Linked DNA regions of Homo sapiens: region 2 is linked to region 1. A link is a loop called in an ENCODE intact Hi-C map of the cell type or tissue named here. Cell type or tissue: right lobe of liver. All regions are shown on one strand. Links, peaks and the distances in the headings refer to the core of each region. The heading gives the core; the rest is flanking DNA.

The links. Hi-C counts contacts between places; a loop is a spot of excess contacts. Peaks named below come from ENCODE experiments on the same cell type or tissue, not always from the same donor. Only the 100,000 strongest peaks of a DNase experiment are listed, where the experiment ranks them.
Region 2: a loop joins it to region 1, with 7 times the contacts of the local background. A loop is called at or near these places in 6 of 110 quality-filtered maps.

What each region holds. Positions count from the first base shown.
Region 1 is chr1:184,475,411-184,487,157 of GRCh38, reverse strand. It overlaps C1orf21 (chromosome 1 open reading frame 21), which reads right to left. Exons shown (of 6, transcript NM_030806.4): 2 at 9,555-9,772. The coding sequence starts at 9,648. Among named protein-coding and RNA genes, the nearest start is that of C1orf21, 94 kb to the right of the region's middle. In right lobe of liver, for the core only: no CTCF peak of the experiment used is centred there; no DNase peak of the experiment used is centred there; H3K27ac peaks cover 2,419 bases.
Region 2 is chr1:184,402,845-184,414,591 of GRCh38, reverse strand. All of the region lies in intron 1 of C1orf21 (chromosome 1 open reading frame 21), which reads right to left. Among named protein-coding and RNA genes, the nearest start is that of C1orf21, 22 kb to the right of the region's middle. In right lobe of liver, for the core only: no CTCF peak of the experiment used is centred there; no DNase peak of the experiment used is centred there; H3K27ac peaks cover 551 bases.

The sequences.
Region 1 (11,747 bases), core at 1,626-9,625:
GTCTGAATCTGTAGTGTCACTCAGGAGAAAATAACTCCAAGGGGAAGTGCAATAGGTAAAGAAACCTTTGACTTCCTCTCTTGTCACTGAGGCACGTTTTGAGAACTTCCCTCATCCCCAAGCAGGCCTTGCCTGCAGCTCCAGTCCTTTCACCTTTCACTGAATGGTGCCAGAGGGCCAGGAAGCACCCAGCAGGTCTCCACTGCTACAGACAATACAAGCACTTGAAGGGGCAAGGGAGTAATTGAAGAAAACCAAAGGGACTTGGAGGGCCCTGCCAGCGTGTCCCTGCCAATGGTCTCTGAAAACTCAGGTGCTCCCTCATCTTGCAACCCAGCTGCCTGGCAGCAGGGAGTGACAAATGGTCTTATTTTCTACTTATCTCTCTAACTTCAAAAGAACAGGCTCATGATACCAGCTGGCAAGGGAAGGAAAAGTAGCACTTGGATTTTTTTTTTAATATAGAAAGTATAGAGCATTTCTTAACTTTCTGTCATAGAAAACGTTTCCAAGTAGAAATTTTTGCTGGCTTTACCTCAGCTAGACCAAACTTGGCATCAAGGCGGCATCTAGCATGGTATCTATTTTGTGCTGGCCGAGGGGAGGAGAGTGAAGAGGTGGGGCCAGTCTACTCAGGCCCATCTACTATTTATAACAAGTGCTTCCATGCTAATTGTGCACTGGCCTTGTTCTGGACGCTCTCCTTATTAACTATGTGTTCCTCCTCAGAACTCCAAGTGGTGGATACCATTATTACCTCCATATTATAGATTTGGAAACAAATGCAGCTAAGTTATAAATCCAAAACAGCACAGGCAGTGGTGACACTGGAATCAAACCCCAGCTGGTAAGACAGAATTCACAACTACTCCATTCCATGCTCACATACACGCATGTTTCATTTTCCCTATTGAAATGAGCATCAGCATGGCCCAGGAACCACCTAAAAGGAAATAAAACTAACATATTTTGAGCACCTTCTCTGAGTCAGACACTGGGCTGAGCACTTTTACTTCAGAAGAATGCAGTTAAAAGCTCTGAGCCAAGGTCGACTGGCTTCTGTGATTCCATGAGCCCCATGTGCACTTCGAGCCATTAAGACCTTTCTGAGGCTCAGCTCAAGACATCAGGGAGTCTTCAAAGCCTAAACCCAAGACCATGTTCCTCACTTATCTTGACTTAAATTTCTCAGCTTTTATGACTATAATCTGGCCTATCACAAATCCGTCAAACACTTCTCCTGCCCTTAGGGCTCTTTACTGTCTCCTATGATTCACTAAAAACAGAAAAAGGGAAACATGATTTTCTCTCTCACCTTCGGGAAATAACAGCTTCAGAAGCCAACAGAAGCTTCCTTATGCCAGCAAAACAGCTACAGTAGAGGCAGCTAAAGTCTATCACTAAGCAGCACAGAGAGGAGCAAGGTGGCATTGCTCCTGTTCATTGGCCAAGCTGCCTCCCAATTCTGCCTCTCTGGTGGTCCCCCATGTACCCCTCTTTGCCCAAATCACCCCCTGACACACAAAAGGCTGAGTGTACACACCTAGTGCTCACTTAATGCATAGAGATTCCAAGCAGAAAATGAGGGCCACTGCCTCCATCAAACTCCTTTTCTCTTAGATCCAATAAAAACTAAAACTTGAAAGAGAAGGAAATTCTCACACTACCACTGCTACCTCTCAGTCACATAAATCAGCACTGTGCAATAGAAATATGTGAGTTATGTGTGTACTTTTAATGCTTCTAGTAGCCACATTAGATAAAAAGCAGCAGGTGAAATTCATCTTCATATATTTTATTTAACCTGATAGATCTAAAATATATCATTTAACATGTAATCAATAATTATTAATAAGCTATTTTATATTCTTTTTTCATATTAAATATTCATTTAATATGAAACTTAAAAGCTCATTTTACACTTACAGCACATCTCAATTAGGACTAGTCACGTTTCTCATGCTCAATAGCCACATGTGGCTCATGGGTACTGTGCTGGACTGCACTGACAAACATTATTCTCTCTGTTACTGTCCACAAACACAGGTATCTTTAATCCATCTTCGCTGAATGCAATCAAAAATTATGAGACATAAACAGTGAATTATGACTTTGCCTCCAAGTGCTTTTAATTTCTGAATAAATCTGATGTATTTTCTCATTTAATTTTCACCATAACCTTGTGAAATAGGTCTCACAGCATTTTAGATGAGTAATAGATTGGCATAACACCATCACACACACACACACACACACACACACACACACACACAGCCACAAGCATCTGTTATATGCTCTCATTTAGGTACACCCAAGGATCAGAACTTAACTGAAGCCACATAGCAATACAAAGTCCAAGTGAAAGAAAGCAGCCAAATTCTTGCTCGCTTTACTGCTGCTCAGTCTCACACCATCATTCCAGAAGAATTTACTGCAATAATCTAAGCCCCTCCATTTAAAGGGATGTTTATAAACATCAGGCTTAAGCCAAACTTGGCAGCAGTGCAGGCCACCTTAGTTATATGGGAGGGCTGGTTCAGTCAGTGCCCAACCTGATTCCTGAACAATCTCTCTGCCTCCAGCTCCTTGGCCATCTGGGAGCCCTCTGTCCTCTCAAGCCCATGCAGTTCCTGCCTTCGGGGAGCTAACCAGCTCACAAGAGAGATTAGACATATAAACAAATAAATCAAATAAACAAAAAGTATTCTGGGATGGCAGGAAAGAGATACCTTCTGAAGGTATTAGAGGAAGCTCTGTATAAAAGTTTATATTTGGAAAACAAGCAGGATTTAAAGACATGAAGTCGAGAAAACGGGCCCGTGCCAAGCAGAGGTCACCATGTACTGGAGGGCCTAGAGCAGCGAAGATGCAGGATAAGTTCACAAGGCTGCCTTGCTCAGTTGACTGAAGAAGGCGATCATGAAGGAACAGAGTACAAAACAAGGCTGCGCCTGTAATCTTAGCACTTTGGGAGGCCAAGGCGGGTGGATCACCTGAGGTTAAGAGTTCAAGACCAGCCTGGCCAAAATGGTGAAACCCTGTCTCTACTAAAAAAAAAATACAAAAATTAGCCGGGCGCGGTGGTGGGTGCCTGTAATCCCAGCTACTTGGGAGGCTGAGGCAAGAGAATTGCTTGAAGCCAGGAGACGGAGGTTGCAGTGAGCTGAGATCACGCCACTGCACTCCAGCCTGGGCGATGGAGTGAGATTCCATCTCAAAACACACATACACCCCCCACCCCCGCCCCACACACACACACAAAGGCAGCAAAGGTGGATATGAGCCACCTTCAGGTGCCTTGGATGTTCACTAAGGATTTGGGATTTATTGGCACAAACAGAAAGTTCTAGAGAAGATTTAATACCAACAGAGGAGTACTTTAAAAAGCTGATCTGATAGTGGTGCCAAAAAATGAAGAAGTAAAAACAGACCAAAAACAAGCAAAGGAACAAACAAGCAATAAAGGAGGTTAACAGGAGATTCCTCCTGAGGACACTGCAGTTCTTGGGGTGATGGGCTGTCACAGCCTAAACTACAGTGGTGGTAAGAAAAGCAATGCTAGGAGAGAGTGAGATTTATAGGATCTGGAAACTAACTGCAAAAGCCAAAAGTGACTCAAGTTTAAAGCCTACATTATTGAAACACTGGAAACAGAAAAAGCGCAGAAAAGGAAGTCAATATAACTGTAAGAGTTTCTCCCCACTTGGGGGCGGGCTGCAGGAGAGATCATGATCTCAAGCCTGACGTATTAATTTCCCTAATAAGGCCTAAATGTGTTCTATGCACCCACTTTAGTTGTCTAAGAGAATGACTGTTGAAAGAAATCCAATAAGCACTTGGCCTTCTAGAACTTGCTTAACCAGTTCATGATAACTTGAACCTGTTGGTCACTTACTTTTTGCAAGCTGGTCTTGGCAATCTGCTCAGCTGTCCTCTGAATGACCTCAGCAGATCTGCTGACCACTATTCACATCTGCCCTGACAACTGAGAGAAGGAAAATTCCAATCTGAAGATGAAACCTTCTGAAGTGGATCTGACCTCTGAAAGGGCCACAGTGTGTCAGGCAGAACTTTAGATCTGAAACTTTTTATGCTTCAACACTTAAAGTGAAAGAAAATATGTAAGTAAATATCACTGGTGAAGTTCCTTGTCAATGATTTCCTAAATTTTCTGAAATCTAGGAGTCAAGATGCCCATTTAGCATTTAATTCTGCATGGTGGAACATGCTACAGAAATTCTGTCACACACATTTGTTGTGGTGGAGCTCCTAAATAACCAAGACATCATGGCGCCCAAACTGCTTCAAAAAAATGGAAATTACCATTTGTATAAACACATTGGGCATCAAAGCTCCTGAGGATGTCTTCAGAAGCTTTGAAATTAAATTAACACCTTTAGGAAAAGGATCAAATGTGTGTGTACACACACTCAGAGACACATACTTCAGAGCCATCCCCAAATATGCCACCCTTCACAGACTTTGTCACATCTTCAACAACATGTGGTAATAACATTTAAAACATTTTAAATGTTTAGCTTTTAAAGCATAAATAAGGTCACTTTATTCGGTGAAAAACAGAGGGGTATTTTAGAAAGCAGAATATAATTGTCCAGGTTGAAATATATCCCAGTCATGGAGTCATAATTTCCTCTTGCAATGGGCGTTGGTCTCCAAAGACGGCTCCCAACAATTCCTCCTCTTTCTACGGGCACATTCTCAAGAGGTGGAGAGACTCTATTCCCTCAACTCTAGGCTGGTCTTATGACTTGCTTTCATCAACAGAAGGCAGCAAATGTAGCATTCTTGAACTTTCAAGCTCAGGTCCTAAGAGGCCTGGCAGCTTCCACTTTTTCTCTTGGAAGCCGGGCTGAAAAGTTTGGCTACCCAGCTGGAAAGAGTGGCCTTGTGGACAGAAGCCCAAATCCATCTGGGATAGCTGAGTTCAGCTGAGATCCCAGCTGTATGCAGCTGCATGACTGAGCCCGGGAGAGAACAACAGATGAACTCCAGCCATCCCCCAGAATCGTGAGGAATAATAAGCTGGTTATGTTTCAAGGTACTATGTTTGGGGTATTTGTTACACAATAAGAGACCACAGAAATAATGGGTTACAAATGGTTAAAAAGTGGGCCTATCACTATCACTCATCTGCCACCATCTGTGATCATTGTGGGATTTTGAAAACTTCTTCTCCTTGCGAATTAATTTAAGTGAAGAAACACAGACAAGACCTTAACTCGTCATATTTAAAATGTGATATTCAGTAATATCTAGGGTACTGGAACTGTCTTGACATTGGATTCTGGTAATTCTTCCCCCAGAGCCCTGCAGGGCTAGAAAAAGTATCTCCCTTGATTGGTGAAGTTCTCTCCCCATTGTATTCCTGCTGTATTTAACACAATCCCACAAACTTCCTAATATTTATGTTAGAGAGATTAACAAAATGATAGAATGCTGGAGTAAATAAAATTTCAATGTGGGTGTTGGGAGGATGAAGAAAATTTAGCAGAGGCCTTAAACGACGCTTTATGGCATGAACTACACAGAGGCACAGAGAGAGCAATGACCAGGTGGGCTTGGGGTAAACTGATTTTTAGCCCCAATCTTGACCCTCCCTGCACCTATACCCTTGCTGTAAATGCACTGTGGTCAGAGTGTGCTTTTTTGCCTAACTTTGGGCTCACTCATGTGACCTGCTTTGGCTAGTGGCATGTGGGTATGAGTGACAGTGTGCCAGCTCTAAGTCCAAGCTTCAGAGGCACCATATGTATCACTTGCACACTTGCCCTTCTGTGAAAGGAGATCATGCCCCCACTAGCTTGCTGGTCCCTGGAGAAAGATGAGAGATACATAGAGAAGTGTCACCACAGCTGACCCACCAATTCATAATCAAGAAAGAAACAGTTACTGTGGAATGCGACTGAGAGCTTCAAGTTGTCTTGTAACCAAGTATCCCCATTTTTCTAAGAGAGAGAGTTTTTTTTTAAGTTATTTCTTCTTTTCTCTTTCCTTCTTTTCCTCTGTTCCCATTTCCTACCTAGCTCTTCAGAAATGCAATCATAACCTTTACCTTCCCTTCACCAGACACTCACTACACTGGAAGCTTATCTAACTACGTGCTTACTTTGAAGCTCCAGGGCAGAAACTCTCTCCCACAAGGAGATTGCCTCAAGAGACAACAGTCAATTTGCAACCTAAAGTATGTCCCTGATGGAAGGCTCTCCCACCTGGAGAGTGTCTTGAGACAAAGGCCACTATACAACCTAGCTCTGCTTGTGATGCAGCCAGCTCGACCACCAGTAGATTAAGCACGAAAGCGAGTCACGCAGACCCCCAACTGCTCACTCCCTCCTCTGAATGCCATTCATGCCAAGTCCCCCTTTAAAAGTCCATGCTTTCTGCCCCAAAAGCAAAACAGTGCTCTTAAAGGCAGGAGCCTGTACCTCTTCCCCCAGGCTAAGCTATGGAATAAAGTCACTTTCTTTATGCCAGACCTCGCTCTTGTGAATTAGACTCTGCAAGTGGCAAGTGACTGAACCTGAGTTTGTTACAGTCTACGCAGCAATAGTTGACTAACACAAAGCTCCTTTATCAGATGCTAACATCTGCAAAATACACATGGTGCTTTAGAACAATAGAGTCTTCCTGGCTATACAAGTTGTGAAGGGATGGTTAAGTGGTCTCATTGCCAAGCAGAATGTAAGCACAACGTATTGAATATCACCAAATCTTGCTCTGACAATCTAAGGTTATCTTTTTAAAGACTGTCATTTGGTATTCGAAGTTCTCCATAATTTAACCCTAACTTAGTTTTCTAGCCAATTCTGTCCCATTTATAGTTTATGTTCCATTCATTAGTTCCATAAATTAGAATATTTATTATTCTTGAATAAGTCTTACATTACCTAGCTGTTCCTTTTCCAGTTTAGATTGAGACAGGTTTTGTTCTTTCAGTCCTTTAAGGCCAGGTTTGGATGTCATCTCTGTAAGAAATCTGCTCTGATTCTGCGGTTTAAGGCAGAGCATCTATCCCCTGACTGTTATCATGAGGTATGTCTTTTCCTCTTCGGGCATTTGGCTTATTCTACCTCGTAACACTTCCTTATCTTCTTACAAAGTCCTAGATGGCAAGGTTTATGGATTATTTACCTCTGTAATCTCCATGGCATTTAGCAAAAGGCCTTATACATAGGATACAGACCAATCAATACTTTTGTGCATTAAAGAATGAGGGCCGGGTGTGGTGGTTCATGCCTGTAATCCCCGCCCTTTGGGAGGCCACGGTGGGCAGATTGCTTGAGTCCAGGAGTTTTAGATCAGCCTGGGAAACATGGCAAAACCCTATCTCTATTAAAAATATAAAAAATTAGCCAGGTGTGAGCGCACGTGCCTGTAGTCCCAAAGCTACTCAGGGAGCTGAGGTGAGAGGATCACTTGAGCCCAGGAAGTCAAGGCAGCAGTGAACCCTGATCGCACCACTGCACTCCAGCCTAGGCCACAGAGCAAGACTGTCTCAAAAAAAAAAAAAAAAAAAAAAAAAAGACCTATGGGAGGCTGCACGGCATCAGGAAACAACATGGAGAAAGAAAGGTGGACTTTGGAGTCTGAGCAATCTGGATTCTAGCACTTCGTAGCTGGGTAACCTCGGACAAGTCCGTCTCTCTGTGTTCAGTTTCCAAGTATGTAAAATTTGCGTAGCACATATTTCACAAGATTGTTGTGAAAATTCAACATAAAAATGAATGTAAATGCCTTGCGATGTTTGACACATGGTGACGGCTCCATAAATGGTAGCTCTATTATAAAAATGATAATGACACAGGACATCAGGTAGAAGTTAAACAAATCCCTGATGTTAGATTATTTTCTCTTAAAAGTCAAGCGTTTCAGGATGACAGTAATGACTCTAGTTCCAATCAACTCTTTCCCTAAAAACTGTGGTTTCAGAGATCTGGACTGTAGTTTTATTAAGATGTTCATATATGTTACTCTTCTCCACAGTTCTCAATGCTATAGGTAGTTACCAGTAGAAACAAATTTGTTCCAGGCAATTAGTGCATCTCCTTGGAACAAAATGCAACAGTTTTCTTCCCAAACACACGAGTCCACTTTTAACTGTGGCTTAGCTCTTTCGTACCATTCCCAATTCTTCACCAGGAGACTAAAACAATCATTACAATGAACCAAAAGCTAGAGATTCTAAAAGTAGTAGAATTATTTGACAGTGACTGAATGATGCAGCTACAGTTATTTACACGTAAACATTATCTCAGTGAGGTTCTACAACATATCTCTATGATGTCCCTTACTAAGAGTTGAAGAAGTGTTTTTATAAATGAAAGCATCGTGCAAATGTCAAGTAGTAGGTATTATTGTTAAAATAATTCCACAAAAATTGCTTCATCTGCCTGGTACTAATTGAAATTTTGTTTATATATCCATACTTCAAAATAATCATCTAAGGGCCAATCTCAAGATCAGGCAAGCATAATAGCCTGTAAGTGGCCAGGTAATGTCAATGAGCAAACTGAACTCGGTGTGCATGCACCGGGGAAGCGTTAGCAGTTCACTGGAGGCCACAGCCTGGCTGCAGGGGCAATTGCTACCCCACCTCCTGACGGTTGTCTCAAGGAATGAAGACCTATTGCTGCCAGCTCTTTTGAAGAAATTTGAGGTTTTATGTGAAATATCCTGATTTTTAAAGGCTGTCTTGCTTTTTATTTTAAAATTCTTTGGGGAGGGGGCAAAAAAAATGTATTTGCAGACCAGGTGTGGCCATGGGTTGCCAATCTGTGGCCTTTGCACTAGATATCCTAAAGTCATTTTGATTCAACAGAGAGAGGTTAAAAGATGATTATTAGATTCATTGTATTTTTATTTTAAATCTGAAAATGTATAATTCACTCTCTATTACACTTTAAAAAAAAACACCTCACTCCCTCATTTATAAATCCTCACTCACTCCCCTTTTGGACTTCTGTTTTTAGTCCTACAGTTCTCCTCTACTAGGACACCCCATGGCCACTGTCCCATGCACCAATTTAAATTCTGCTGGTTCTTTGAAGCTTGATTTAAATGCTAGCTCCTGCAAAAAAAACCTCCATGTTCCTCCTCAAATACCACTTTGTATAAATTATGATGTAGATGATCCAAAGTAAAGATCCACATTGATTTCCATTAGGTCTCATCACCCTTTCACCTCAGACGGTATAACCCAATAATCACTGTAATTATTCACTGTCACAAAAATGAAAGGCTTAGAGGGAATAAGATCTAATGTTCCATAACAGAGTAGGGTGACTATAGTTAAAAATAATGTACTGTATGTTTCCAAATAGCTCAAAGATACGTTTTGAAATGTTCCCAACACACAGAAACAATAAATGCTCGAGGTGATAGATATCCTAAATACCGACTTGATCGTTACACATTCTAGGCATGTAACAAAATATCACAAGCACCCCATAAATATGTACAAATATTATGTATCAATAAAAAAAAGTGAAAGGCCTAGAATCAATGGGTCAAGAGTCAAGTTTGATAGGACTCACCGCCAAACACATCTCCGTTCTGGTAGTTTTTCCCTTTCTGGGCTTCCTCTTCATTTTGAACAGTGGCAACATGCTTGGCGGAGGCACAGCCCATAGTCTCATTCGGTCAGCTTCAGCCGGGCTGAACTGCAAATCATCTCTACAGACACAGGGACATTTTTTTTCTTTAAACACAAAGAAAATCCACCTTGCTGCTGAGTTGGTCAAGATGTGTGCACCTGCAAGAAAAGAAAGCTAGATTAGAATGGGCAGTGACTGCAGCAAAACACAAGCCTCACTATGTTGGTGTGCTGTGCCCTGCAGTATACTAGAAGTCATGCACAGACCCACCCATCGCACTGGTGTTGTGGTGGGCACAGAAGAACCATGTGCAGCGTGGCCCATTCTCACTTGATTTCCCACTCAGAAAGCAAGATGGAAAGGCATGTCCCTATGCAACACATGGCCAAGGAGTGAACTTTTTGAGGAGATACCAAAAATACGTATTTATTCAAATACGTATTTGGGCACTACTGCTTGCCATACATACTCTTAAAGTACCTGTAAGTTTACTAATGTTCTGAAATCTCAAAAACTGTCGAGGAAGGAGAGCCCACTCTTGAGATCCACCTAGTTCAGGAGGCTGGGAAAAGCTCTTCATCTTCCTCATTCTACCCTGAAGCCAGCCCTCCCAGCTCCTCAAATTTTGCCAGGAAACGGTAGCCATCCTCCTCAGACTGGTACATGGGCTACTTTATACATTTCTGGTTAAGGCTGTAAATAATTCAGTATTTTATTTTACCTGAGGTGACACTGTTTTGGAGACAAAGGAAGGAGATGGGGCAAGGTCTAAAACTTACTTCTGTCCATTTTCTGCTTAGCTAGCCAAATGTTTTAAGGATTGGGCAGAAGACGTCAAAATATGAAGAAAAGCAACAAAGCAGTTGTCAAGCTTTTGGCGTAAACTTCATGCTTCTACCGATTTCTCATAAAGGCTTAAAGAGTATTTACAGATACACTGCAAAAGAGATAATCTTCAAATTGACTTAAGTGACTTTACCTTTCCCTGCCCCATCCAAGGTGGCTCCTCAAATTCTGAGTGTTTGCTCTGCTCAACTTGCTCATTTTTGTTTTATGCTTTCATCATCCTCACCCAACCATTCCAGGCCTATAGATGACTTACTCCAGTCTTGTAAATGTTTCTTTTGAAACATCTCTCCTACACATTCCTTTGTTTCCATCCCTCCCACTGTAATACAGGCCCTTACCTCCTCAGAGTCCTGGCAGAACAAAGAAGGCATCAAGCCTCTTTGAATCTTCATCAGCACCCACGTCCCACTGCCCCCCGCCCATGAACAGTGGAAGTTTCTCAAGTTTCACAGATAGTGCTACTACACAGTAGCTATAAGCTTTCTCTACCAAGAAGACTAGAGCTCCTAAACCCTCCTTGCTAGGGCACTAAGGACATCTCTGGATGTAGAAATTTAATCATTTAAGCCATAAAATCTCAGCAAAGAGAATTTTTCAAATTAACATAATCGATCTAATAAATGAACTTAGATAAAAAGGCAGTGATCTTAAATTAAGCCAAGCAAATACAAATTGCCATAAATATTGACAATGACTATAACATTGGTCATTTCTCATATAATTCTTCAAACTATTCTCTATCAGTGGTTATGTTAAATTATTAATAGGAAGTGTAGAGTTGGTTGGTAAAGTTCTACAAACCAGGAAGATTTTCTCCTAGATGGCTAATGTTTATATCTTCCCCATACTTGATGTAACTTAATGTTAACAAGTCTTCATCTCAAACTATATGAAATCCAGGCCTGTGGATGGACACACACACACACACACACACACACACACACACACACACACACACACCCTATTCCATTATTTAGCAGTAATGTCTTCAAGGCTACAGTATTTCTATTTGATGGTCTATTCATACTGGTGTATAGAGCTCAGGGGCCTTATGGAGAAGAGATGCTGACATTTAAAAAATTGCACGCAATACAGTGTAATACAAGCTCTGATTGTGGTTTCACAGGAATCTATGGCAATGCAGAATTCAAAAAAGCAGATTAGATTATGACTGGGCAGAGGAAAGAAGTAGTATTTTTGTAGGGTATCAAAGGTTTGGTAGAAATTTACCAGGCTGAAAGGATGGTAGCATTATTCAGCTGCAAGGAACAGACTGAGCTAAGA
Region 2 (11,747 bases), core at 2,381-10,380, 73 kb after region 1:
GCTCTTACACTTAGTTCAGGTTTACATAGTCAAGCTTTGGTGTACACAAACACAGTAATTCTCACAGTAAGACCAATGCTCAATGAGGATTCTGCTGAATAATATCTGCCCTCTCTTTGAGAAACAGTCCAAAGATGGGTTCCCCAGGGTCTAAAATCAAATCCGGCCGAGCATAGTGACTTACACCTATCATCTCACACTTTGAAACGCCGAGGCAGGAGAAATGCTTGAGCCCAGGAGTTCAAGACCAGCCCGGGCAACATAGCAAGACTTTGTCTCAACAAAAAATTAAAAAATTAGCCAGGCATGTTGGCATGCCTGTGGTCCCAGCTACTTGGGAGGCTGAAGAGGGAGGATCGCTTGAGCCTGGGAGTCGAGGCCACGGTGAGCCATGGTTGTACCCCACCACTCCAGCCTGAGCAATAGAGATCCTCTAGAAAAAGAAAAAGTGAAATTAATTCAACATGCATTTATTGAGCAACTCTTAACTCTGGTCCGGTGTTAGGTTCAGGGAAGACGCACTCTGCAGTTCTCAAGGCACACCTTCTATTGCAAAAGCTCTCTGTGTATACATAAATATTATGTTATTGTAAATCACACAAGAAGGCACAATGGTCAATAGGTTTACCTGAGATGAAGGAGGAAGCAACTGCAATATGTATACAAAGAAAAATTATTTTCAGGAAAACTGGCAAATTTAAGGCAGAGTGACCTTTCCTTGCTCCTCCTCTCTGATTTTGAGAATCTCCTTCCTCCTTTTCCTTTTGACTTCCCAGCAAACTATAAATGGGAAAAGAGGCCTGAAGATAACCCCACCACACAGGGACCGTATTTTCATGGTAGAGACACTTCTTCACAAGGCTCCAGGAGTAACGGCAAAGCTGACAGTCTTGTCACTTCATTTCCTATATCCCGCTCCAAGAGTCCCCACAGTGAGACAGCCAGCCGCTGTATCTACAGACTCAATGCCTCGGGTTCCTGGGCGTTTTTCAGAAACATAGTTTTCTGGTGCAGTCAGGTCTGACCAGAGCTACTTCAGAGACTTACTGCCAACCTCTATAGCTGGTCAAAACAAGAAAGAAATATTTTACAGATTTCAAACACATTAATGAACCTAAAAAAATTCAACTCTACCATCAATATGTTAATACATGACATCTACGCTTCACTCCCTTATTTTGGTCATCCTTAATACTATGAGATTTTGTTCAAATAAATTCTAGAACTGACTGCAAATATTCTGTATAATTTTTACGGGGATGTGAGGATGAGCTTCACCTCTAGGTTTGATGACAAATATTAGCATTTTAAGAATTTCTCCCACATATATTTTGTCACACATGTATATACATATAACATCTCAGCATCCATGAAGTCCCAGTCACTCCTTCCCTTGAAGAAATGAAGAAACTTCATGGTGGACACTGCAGGATTACCACAGCAACAGGTGTCCACCAAAGAGATATCAGGAAGAATAACAGAGATTAGGTTTCCTTTACTTGCTCTTAGGAATCTTGGGATGAGTATATCCTGAGAGTTAATTCCTCCAGATGTGTAAAACGTGGTGTCTCACAATGCTCCATGCTTGCAGTCATCAAAACAGAATTATTTCTAGAAAGGCTAAGGAAGATATCTCGGTTTTCCCAAGCAAAGATAAATTGTCAACTCTCAATGTCCCTTCACAAGGAGAAATTTCTCTCTCAGTTGTAGGAACTGCTGCACTTGTCCAAAGCAATGATATATATTTTTCTTTTCTTATAACTGAATTTTTTGTTTTTGTTTTTGAGGCAGGGTCTCGCTCTGTGGCCCAGGCTGGAGTGTGGTGGCACAATCATAGCTCACTGCAACCTTGAACTCCTGGGCTCAAGCAAACCTCTGGCCTCAGTCTCCCCAACAGCTAGGATGACAGGTGTGTGCCACCATGCCCAACTATTTTTTTTCTTTTTTGCAGAGATGGGGTCTCACTATGTTGCCCAGGCTATAACAGAATCTTGTGACTGATAGTGTTTCTTGTTTTCATATGGTTACAGAAAACTCAGGGCCAGATTTGCAAATTACTTTTAATATAATTAGGCAGAGCCTTAGAGAATACATTTCTGGATATTAACACTCTTCTGGTTTCATCTGTTTGATCCATACACCATTTTTGTCTTTATTATTGTGTTTCTTTAAGAAACAAGCAAATAAGAACCTAGGCTTTGCTTATCCTACCTGAGGCTTCCCCTAAGGGATGTCCATCACCTGGGAGGACATTCCCAAGCATGGAAACAGGTTCACATTACCCTGAGTCTGTAATCTATCCCTTCAAATGCATTCCTTACAAAAGAAAACCCATCCTTGCCCTACTGACAATACCTGCACCTTAACAGTGGGGTGGTAATGCAGTCTTCTCACTAAGTAGAAATTAAACCTGGCTTCATCATTTCCTAAGAAAATCCTTGTTTTAGCTGACAGGAATATTTAAAAATGGGGGTAAGGGAACTAAAATAACTAATCTAAAATTATAGAAATATAAAACCCCCCAATGATGTAATCCTTGCCACAGAATCCATCACATTGAAAAGCTGTCCGGACTTCTGCAATAAAGGGAGACAGAGGTAGATTGTAAAGCCTTTTCATCCCAGTTTCTCTTCAAGATTTTATTAGGCAATAAACAGCCATATCAAATAATGTCTAAATATACAATCATCTCTGCATAATTTTAGGTAGTCCAACCATATTAGCACCAGGAGAGCATCAAATAAGTTTTGTATCTCACATCTGGGTCCAGATTCCTCTGAGACAAACTTGGTGGACTGAAGACAAATTCAAGTTTATGACAGAACATATAGAAGCTCTTATATATGGCTTCTTAAGAAATACCCATAACCGGCTGGGCGCGGTGGCTCACGCCTGCAATCCCAGCACTTTGGGAGGCCAAGGCGGGCGGATCACGAGGTCAGGAGATCCAGACCATCCTGGCTAACACAGTGAAACCCTGTCTCTATTAAAAATACAAAAAAAATAGCCAGGCGTGATGGCGGGCGCCTGTAGTCCCAGCTACTCGGGAGGCTGAGGCAGGAGAATGGCGTGAACCCGGGAGGCGGAGCTTGCAGTGAGCCGAGATTGCACCACTGCACTCCAGCCTGGGCGACAGAGTGAGACTCCGTCTCAAAAAAAAAAAAAAAAAAAAAAAGGAAATACCCATAACCAATAATTTTTCATTACGTTGGCTTAAGGAAAAGATAACATTGAACTCTCCATGCTCTGACTTGATAGTATGGAAAGCTGCCCAGCAAGCAACATTCTACTACAAAGAACAAATAAATATTCTTAATTATTTTGCAATCATTAATAAGGGAATAATGTCCCCCAATGGGCTTGCAGAAGAGCCCTCTAGAACCTAGAGAAGCCAGTAGGTTTTTCAAGCCTGCTGAAAAGCCAAAACCTGAAAACTAGATGGGACCTCACAGACTCTTACATCTGATCACAAACTTTCCCGTAAACCACATATGTTCCTGTTTAAACAAAAAAATTAGCAGTAAGGCATTTTCTCCAAATCGGAACTATTTCATTTACATTATCTCTGCAGGATTTTAGAATTTCCTGAGAGAAGCAACTCTAGTTGATGCAGAGATTTAGGGGGAGAAAATATTTTCGAGGCCAGGCGCGGTGGCTCACCCCTGTAACCCCAACAGTTTGGCAGGCCAAGGCGGGTGTATCATCTGACGTCAGGAGAGCGAGACCAGCCTGGACAACGTGGCAAAACCCCGACTCTACTAAAAATACAAAAATTAGCCTGGCATGGAGGCGCCTGTAAGGAGGGAGGCTGAGGCAGGAGAATCACTTGAACCTGGGAGGCAGAGGTTGCAGTGAGCCAAGATCACACCATTGCACTCCAGCCTGGGCAACAGGAGCGAAACTCCATCTCAAAAAAAAAAAAAAAAAATATATATATATATATATATATATATATATATATATATATATATATAATATATATGGCAAATTAATCTTTCACTATGTTGAATAAAATTAATCCAAAGAATATATGTATTAGAAGAAAATCTGAAAAGTGACTATAACCTCTTATTTAATACCATCATATGCCATTAGCAACCTTCATCCACATAAAAATTCACTGTAATTTGTTTCAATTTACAGAAATATGTCCACCTGGAAACAAATTGACTCTCGTTTTGCACACTAAATCGAGACTGAATCTAAAATGTTCATTGCGCTATTGTGAATTTGGTGAAAATCATTCAACGTCTTCAAAAGTTAGGACAAAAGTATAAAATCAAAGATATCCACCTGAAAAATCATCCTTTATCTCAGCATAATCCTGTCAAGATAAATTCAAACTTCTTGAAACATCTTCACCTACCCAGACACAGATATAATTATCAGGACATTGCTTCCAAAGCTATTATTCCTAGATGCACAAGCTATTCACAGATCTTTTATCTAATATAGTTCTTTTTTTCTTTGGCCAGAACAATAAGTTCTTAAATAAGAAGAACCTTACAGTATATTTACTAGCTATATTTTAAAATTTAAGATCAGACACTTTATTTCAATTCATAATAAAAAAATACATTTCCTACTGGACTTTCTTCTCCACAGAGCATGTCTAATATATCACTTTTATTTCTCATAAGTCTGCCAATTTTTCATACATGAATCCCTATTCTGCTGTCTTTGCCTGCCATTATACGAATTTACATAAATGTTTTGATTCTCTTCTGTTGGGAGCTACTCTGCAGTGCTGCTAGAGAAGGGCATAAATAAGAGCAAAGCCAACTGAAGGCATAGTCTAGAACAGTAAAATACTACTCAGTAATTCACAGAGAAGGGAATTAAACAGTCAATACCCAGAGCCCCTGGAGTCATGATAACATTTAATTCTATTTGGTGCGTATTTGTCCAGGCCCACCCTGAATCAGGTGGTGTGCTGGGTAGCAGATGAGCTACAAATGAGGCAGGACATGTAGACCAAAGACCTCACTCTGTAAGTTCGTTGGTGTTCTATAAGGAGCTAGTTGTCATAACCAAGATGGTTATATTATTTTGGTCAAGATCACCTTCTTTCTTATTCTTTCTGTTTTAATTTTCCAAGATCCATTACGAATCCCTTCATTCCAGTAGGACTAGAAAGAGGACCTGTACTAAAAATCCACCTGTGGGTCATTTTCTGCAATCTTCCCATCCCCCTACCCGCAGCCCACATTCCTCACCCCACAAACCTTCCATTAGTACCTCATTTCACTTCCTCCCCAATATTGTAAGGTTATTTCTTTCTACAAAAAGCAAATATTAAAGTCAATGCCAACATAAGAAGGACCTGCTCACTGACAAATACAAACAGCAGATTTTCTGGGCCTCTCAGCTGTGACTCATCTAGACCAGAAGAAACTACAGTAAGATCCCACCCTAGTCTAGGCAACTGCTGGCCCAGGTCATCCCAGCACTAGAAAACATGCCAAAGGAAGCTTTCTTTGAAAACTGAGAAAGAAAGAACAAAAAAGTGCTGAATAGGAAACGGAAGTGTTGGAAACTACCCGTATTTCACCTTCTCAGCTGAAATAACTCAGTAGTTTCTTCTAGGACCAATGCTGACATCCAAACCCATTAGGTCACTGTGAGAATGGCCATGTGATTAAGGCACAGACTTTGTTCTAAAATGTTCTGGGGGAAGCATTGTGAGAATTAAATAAAAGGACCCTAATGTGCCATTTTTATTATGCATGAGACTTCATCAGATTGGGATGCTGGAGAAAAGGCGGTGAAACCTGATCGGCCTCACAACTGCCTCTTCAAAGGTCAGACTATCCCCAAGGGGTGTAAAGCCTTCAGGGGAATTGCCTTCACTTTCTATCTAGTTAGCAGCTTATCAGAGATTCCTCTCTCCTCACAAAGACTCAACACAGATAAAAATCCCTCCTTGATGGTAAACAGTTTAACTTATAGCTCAATTTAGCAAACAAAGCTCCAGGCCCTAACAAATGACCCAAATAATAACCTTTGTTGATCTGGATTCAAAATAATGGGAAAAAAAAGCAAGGCAATGAAAAGCCCAGTAGAACAGTGATTTCTCACTGATGGGATGGAATATGAAAGTCTCTTTGGGGGCAGAATTTTCCTACAAGCACAAACCCTCCAAGCCCTGGGCTGCTGCAGCAGAATAAATTCACTCACCTTCTCTGTTCATTCGGCTGGCCGTCTATTTAATGAAAAGTAATGTTTCCTTTCAGGCTTTATGTTTGATTTGCAAATAAACCACCCTCAACAAAAATAAACCATTCCCCACTGTGATGTAACAATATTAACACAACATTCCAGTCTTAATAGAGCAATTTTAATGTTTTACCAAGTGTATTGAGTCATCTACCTACTCAGCGAGGAAATACTGAATTGCTGCAATTTCTATTTAGGACACTTTTCTCATTCTTAGCTGCCTAATCTCAGTATTATTGAGTTATTAATTCTCCAGCTGCTCTGTCTTATGTCGATCATCTTAGGTAACAAAAATAGAGGCCAGGTTAATAAAAAGTGAAAATGAGAACTCAGACTGTCTGTGGCCCACCTGATGGTTTCTAAAACCCTGATGTGGAAGGTTAGGGCTTCCTTTCTCACCTGGCATCCATTAGCCCATCTGCAATGAAGTTTATATGGCCATGCTGTGCAGAAACCAGACCATGGGACCTTTTCAAACTGTTTCCTATTTATCATGACTATCAGCGCAACCAAGATATATAACTTTTTATTTTAGGGTTCTTTACACTTCATTTTGTAAAAGGATAAATAGTATTCAAATATATTGTTCATCTGGCATCCAAACAGCCATGAATAATTTGCTAGAGACCTAGTATATTTCCTCAAATGCTTCTATTTCCTCTTCCCCCACCACTCCCCCACAAAAGTCATGATGCTTCAAAGGCAAGCAGGTAAGAGATTTATTATAGCTACCAAAATAATCCAAGGTGATGTATTTTCTTTGCTTTGGGGGGAAATGGTGTTTGTGGATTTCTGGACTCATGAGCACTCATTTGTTTAACAGATGCACACGCTGCACTAAGCGGATGCGGCACAACTCAGGATGTGACCCGTGGGGAAAGTCTCATTTAGCTTAAAAAGAAAATCTTACCTGAGAGATTTTCTGAGTTTTTCACATTACATGTTACCAGACAAATGTAGCTGCATATTCATTCAATTATGGTAAATACCATTTAGGTACCTATTTCATTTTTTTCCCATTTTAGACATGTAAAATGTTTTAGCCACAGTTAGTTCCACATTAAAGACTCAATTCCACAGAAAAATTGGGGTTGGGGGAGGTATGGGGTGTGGTGGCTCATGCCTGTAGTCCCAGCAACTTGGAATGCTAAAGTGAGAAGATTGCTTGAGACCAGGAGTTCAAGACCAGCCTAGGCAACATAGTGAGACCCTGTCTCTAAATTTTTTTTTAAATTAGCCAAGCCTAGTGATATGCACCCATAGTCCCAGCTACTGGAGAGGCTAAAGCAAGGTGGGAAGATCACTTGAGCCCAGGAGCCTGAGGCTGCAGTAAGCTACTATGATTGAGCCACTGTATTCCAGTTTGGATGACAGAGCAAGACTCGGTCTCTAGAAAAACAAAGAGAAAAAAAATCAGGGCCTAGCATGGTGGCTCACACCTGTAATCCCATCATTTTGGTAGGCCGAGGCAAGAGGATCACTTGAGCCCAGAAGTTGAGGCTGCTGTGAGCTGTGATCATGCCACTATACTCCAGCCTGGGTGACAGGGCAAGACCCTGTCTCAAAAAATAAAAAGAAAAATCAGAGTAGGAGGCAGTGTGGAAAGGAGGAAAAAACACACTTACTGTGACAAACCCATTCAAATTTGGACCATGGCCTCCATAAATTTCCCTTACCCTTAGATACACATGCAGCTGGCCCATTAAAGCACAATGTAACAGACATAGTAAGGCTCCAGTCCTTCCTGAATAGCCCTTTAAAGGAGCAATCAGGAAAAGATGTTCTGAATGCACTTCTGTAAATTACAAGGTTGTCTTCAGGCTGCATAGAGAAGACCAGCAGTGTTAACCCAGCTTAATTCCTCCCCCTCCCAGTTATGATCCTCTATGCCACTTAATAAATAGCCTACCACAAACTCTAATACAAATTTCATTTTCCAAAAAACAACACTTATCATTAATATCAATGTTTTTTTTCCTTCTCTTAAAAGAGTATTACTCCCTCACCCTCAGTCTAATCCCACCTTTGTGATTGACAATATTTAAGATCCAAAGAAGAGCCCCAGCATTGTTGTTATATAATTTAACATAGGAGTAGAAAACCAAGATGAATTTTACATGCATTTCATTTCTAGATATACTCATTTTACTCCCTTGCTAATCACAGGAGTTTATTTTATTCTATTGAGTTCATTTTTAACTTGGTTAATTTGAGATGTAATTATCCCCAAAAAAGTGAAAAATCAAAACACATGTAAGAGATTTTATCTTCACACAGAGGATCATAAAATTCTCATTTGAGATAATACTAAGAGAAAGTATTTTTCTTGACATTTCAACCGAAAGGAAACTTGGTAGACACTCAAATATAATGAAAATAGAAGGAAGATATAAAGAGGGTTTTAGTATCACTATAAAAACTCTCCTGCTGGGGCTTGGAGAGGCACACATATCCCTACAGATCAGAAGATAAGATAGGGATTCACCAACTTCACTCTTACACTGACCTCATTTTGATTAGAATAAATTTTTTGTCACTTCAGTCCCTGGAAAAAGCAAGTCTAACAGCTCCCAGGGAAAGAGACTGAATAACTTTAGGAACTTCAGTCATCTCCAAAGCTAGAGGAGCACCAATCTAAAGAGGAATAGACAGAGATTCCAAACAGCTCTGCTGTAATTTCTAAACAACTTTGGGAAGTCACAATTACTGAGTAAACTAGGTTCCCTAGCAACCAAATGCTCATTTGAATGCTCCCTCCCACCCTGTCCCCTTCATCAGCTGCATTCTCTGCGAAAATATCAGTGGAAAGTAGGGGTAGCAAGAATGGGGGAACTGCAAAGATAAACATGATGTAACTTTAAAGCATAATAGGAATTTTTAGGGCCAGGTGTGGTGGCTCACACCTGTAACCCCAGCACTTTGGAGGCCGAGGCAGGTAGATGGCTTGGGACTGGGAGTTCAAGACCAGCCTGGGCAACATAGTGAAACCCTGTCTCTCCAAAAAATACAAAAATTTGCCAGGCATGGTGGCACACTCCTGAAGTCCAAGCTACTCAGGAGGCTACAGTGGGAGGATTGATAGAGCCAGGGAGATTGAGGCTGCAATAAGCTGTGATCGTGCCACTGCACTCCAGCATGGGCAACAGAGCAAGACCCTGACTCAAAAAGAAAAAAAAAAGAATTATTAGCACTGGGTCTAATAAAAACATGCCAAATAATGATTCAGATAAAAGACCAGGGAACGTTTCATTTGCTGATATCACAATTTGCATAACATAAGGTAATCTCTGAAGAATTAAGAAAAAGGTTTTAAAATTTTGACAGGCTGGAGAAACAGACACATAAAATTTTAATGCAAGGAGAAATGGGATGCAAGGGTTTTGCACAGGCTTAGCCAAGAAAGGTTTTAATGTCCAGGGTAATCTTGAGGATGGAAATCTGTGGAAGGCTTCAGATCAGAAAACAAACAAATAGAAATCCAAGCAGGTCTCTCTCTGCCCAGTCAATCAAATTCTTTAGGGCCAGCAAATCTATGAAAGGACGCATCACGAGGGGGTAGAGAGTGACTGTTTAATGGCACTAAAGAAAAGCAAGCTTAAAATTGATGTTAACATTCACTTAGCTATTGTGAAGAACTGCCACAATCTATTCAAGGATTTCCTTCTCTGGACTTCAGAAATACCTTCTGGGATGGGCCTTGCTATGGTTTGAATGTTTGTTCCTTCTAAAACTTATGTTGAAATTGAATTGCTATGGTAACTGTATTAAGAGGCAAGAGTTTAAAGAGGTGATTACACCATTAAGGCTCTACTCTCATGGGTAGAATTGGTGCCAGAAAAGAAGGGCAACTCCAGCCCTCTTTCTCACTTTCTCTCGGCTCTTCTGCTTTCCCGTTCCTCCCCTCTGGAGGATGCAGCATTCAAGGAGCCATCTTGGAAGCCAAGACTGGGCCCTCATGAGACACCAAACCTGCCAGCACCTTGACCTTGGACTTCCCAGACCCCAGAACCTTGAGAAATAAATTTTTGTTCTTTATAAATTACCCAGTCTCAGTTGTTCTGTTATAGCAGCACAAAATGGACTAAGGACTCCACTGAGAAAAGGTACAGATTAGCACCTGAAGTTCTTAACAAGATACTCTGGAACAGAAAGCTGAAAACACAGGCTTTGGGGACAGATAAACCTGCATTAAAATCCCATCATGTACTTCCTGTGTGACTTTGGACAAGCTACTTAACCTCTCTGAGTATCAGTTTATTCATCTGTAAAATGTAGACCATATCTAATTCTTCATGGGCTATTATCCGATTAAATGAGTTAATGTAGGTGCTATATCTGGCATATAACATATCCTTAATAAACATTTCCTATTTATTATGTTCCTTCAAAAATCTCCTGCTGAATAAAGTTAAAATTGACTATGATGATATTTTGCATAAATGGTACCAAAAAACTGCTTAGTGTTAAAGTACCCATGACTCTACCTTTAATTGTTACCTGGTGATGTAATTGTCATTCATGTGTGTATAATACACAATAACAGATTTCTTACTGCTTGACCCAGACACTAAAAGGAAATTTCTATCTGCAATCTTTAACACAATCAATCAAAAAGTTATTGCCACTAAATAAAAAATTAAAAGCCAAGTGTTCCACTTGAGAAAGAAGTTTTTCTCAAGCATAAATTTAATTATCTGAGTTTCGGTTAGCCTATTCCTGTGTCTAGATTTTTGTTTTTGTTGTTTTGTTTCTCTTTTGTTATGAAATAATCACATAATACATGTATAATTTAATGTATAAAAGCAAATGAACAATTATGTACATACCTACAGAACATCACAAGCACCTCTGAAGTCTCATGTATAACCCTGCCCAAGCACAACATACCCTTCACCCCAGAAGTAATTAATTATCCTTCTGCATTTTGTTAATCTTCCCCTGCTTTTCTTAGCAGTCTTCCCATTTATGAGTCTATCTTTAAACAATATATTACTTTAGCCGTTTTTGAACTTTACATAAATAGAATCATATTGTATTAGTCTTCTATTTTGCTTTTCCACTCATCTTTATGCTTTTGAATTCATCCCTGTTGGCACGCACAGTTGTAGGTTACTCTTACTATTGTTTCATATGAATGTACCACAATTTCTTTATTCACTACACTGTTGATAGACATATACACTGTTTGCAGGGTTTCAGTATTATCAACAGTGTTACTTTGTGCATTCTTGTACATGTTAAGAGTTCTTTTAAGGCAGTGTTTCCCAACCTTTTTCACAATCCAACTGGTAAAGAAAACAGTAATATTGGTAGGGCAAACTGAAGTTATTAGACAAAACTGCTCCCACTCCAGCCTTGCTACCTGCCCTACTCCTTTATTCTGCTACCCTGAAAGATAAGGGAAGCAGGGGAACACTTTACAAGGTATAGTCTGTTCAAAATTATTCTAACAACTTATACTCTCACCAGCATGGTATGCATGTTTCTTTCCTTTGCCCTGTGCCTTTTCCAAACACTTAATATTGACAGGT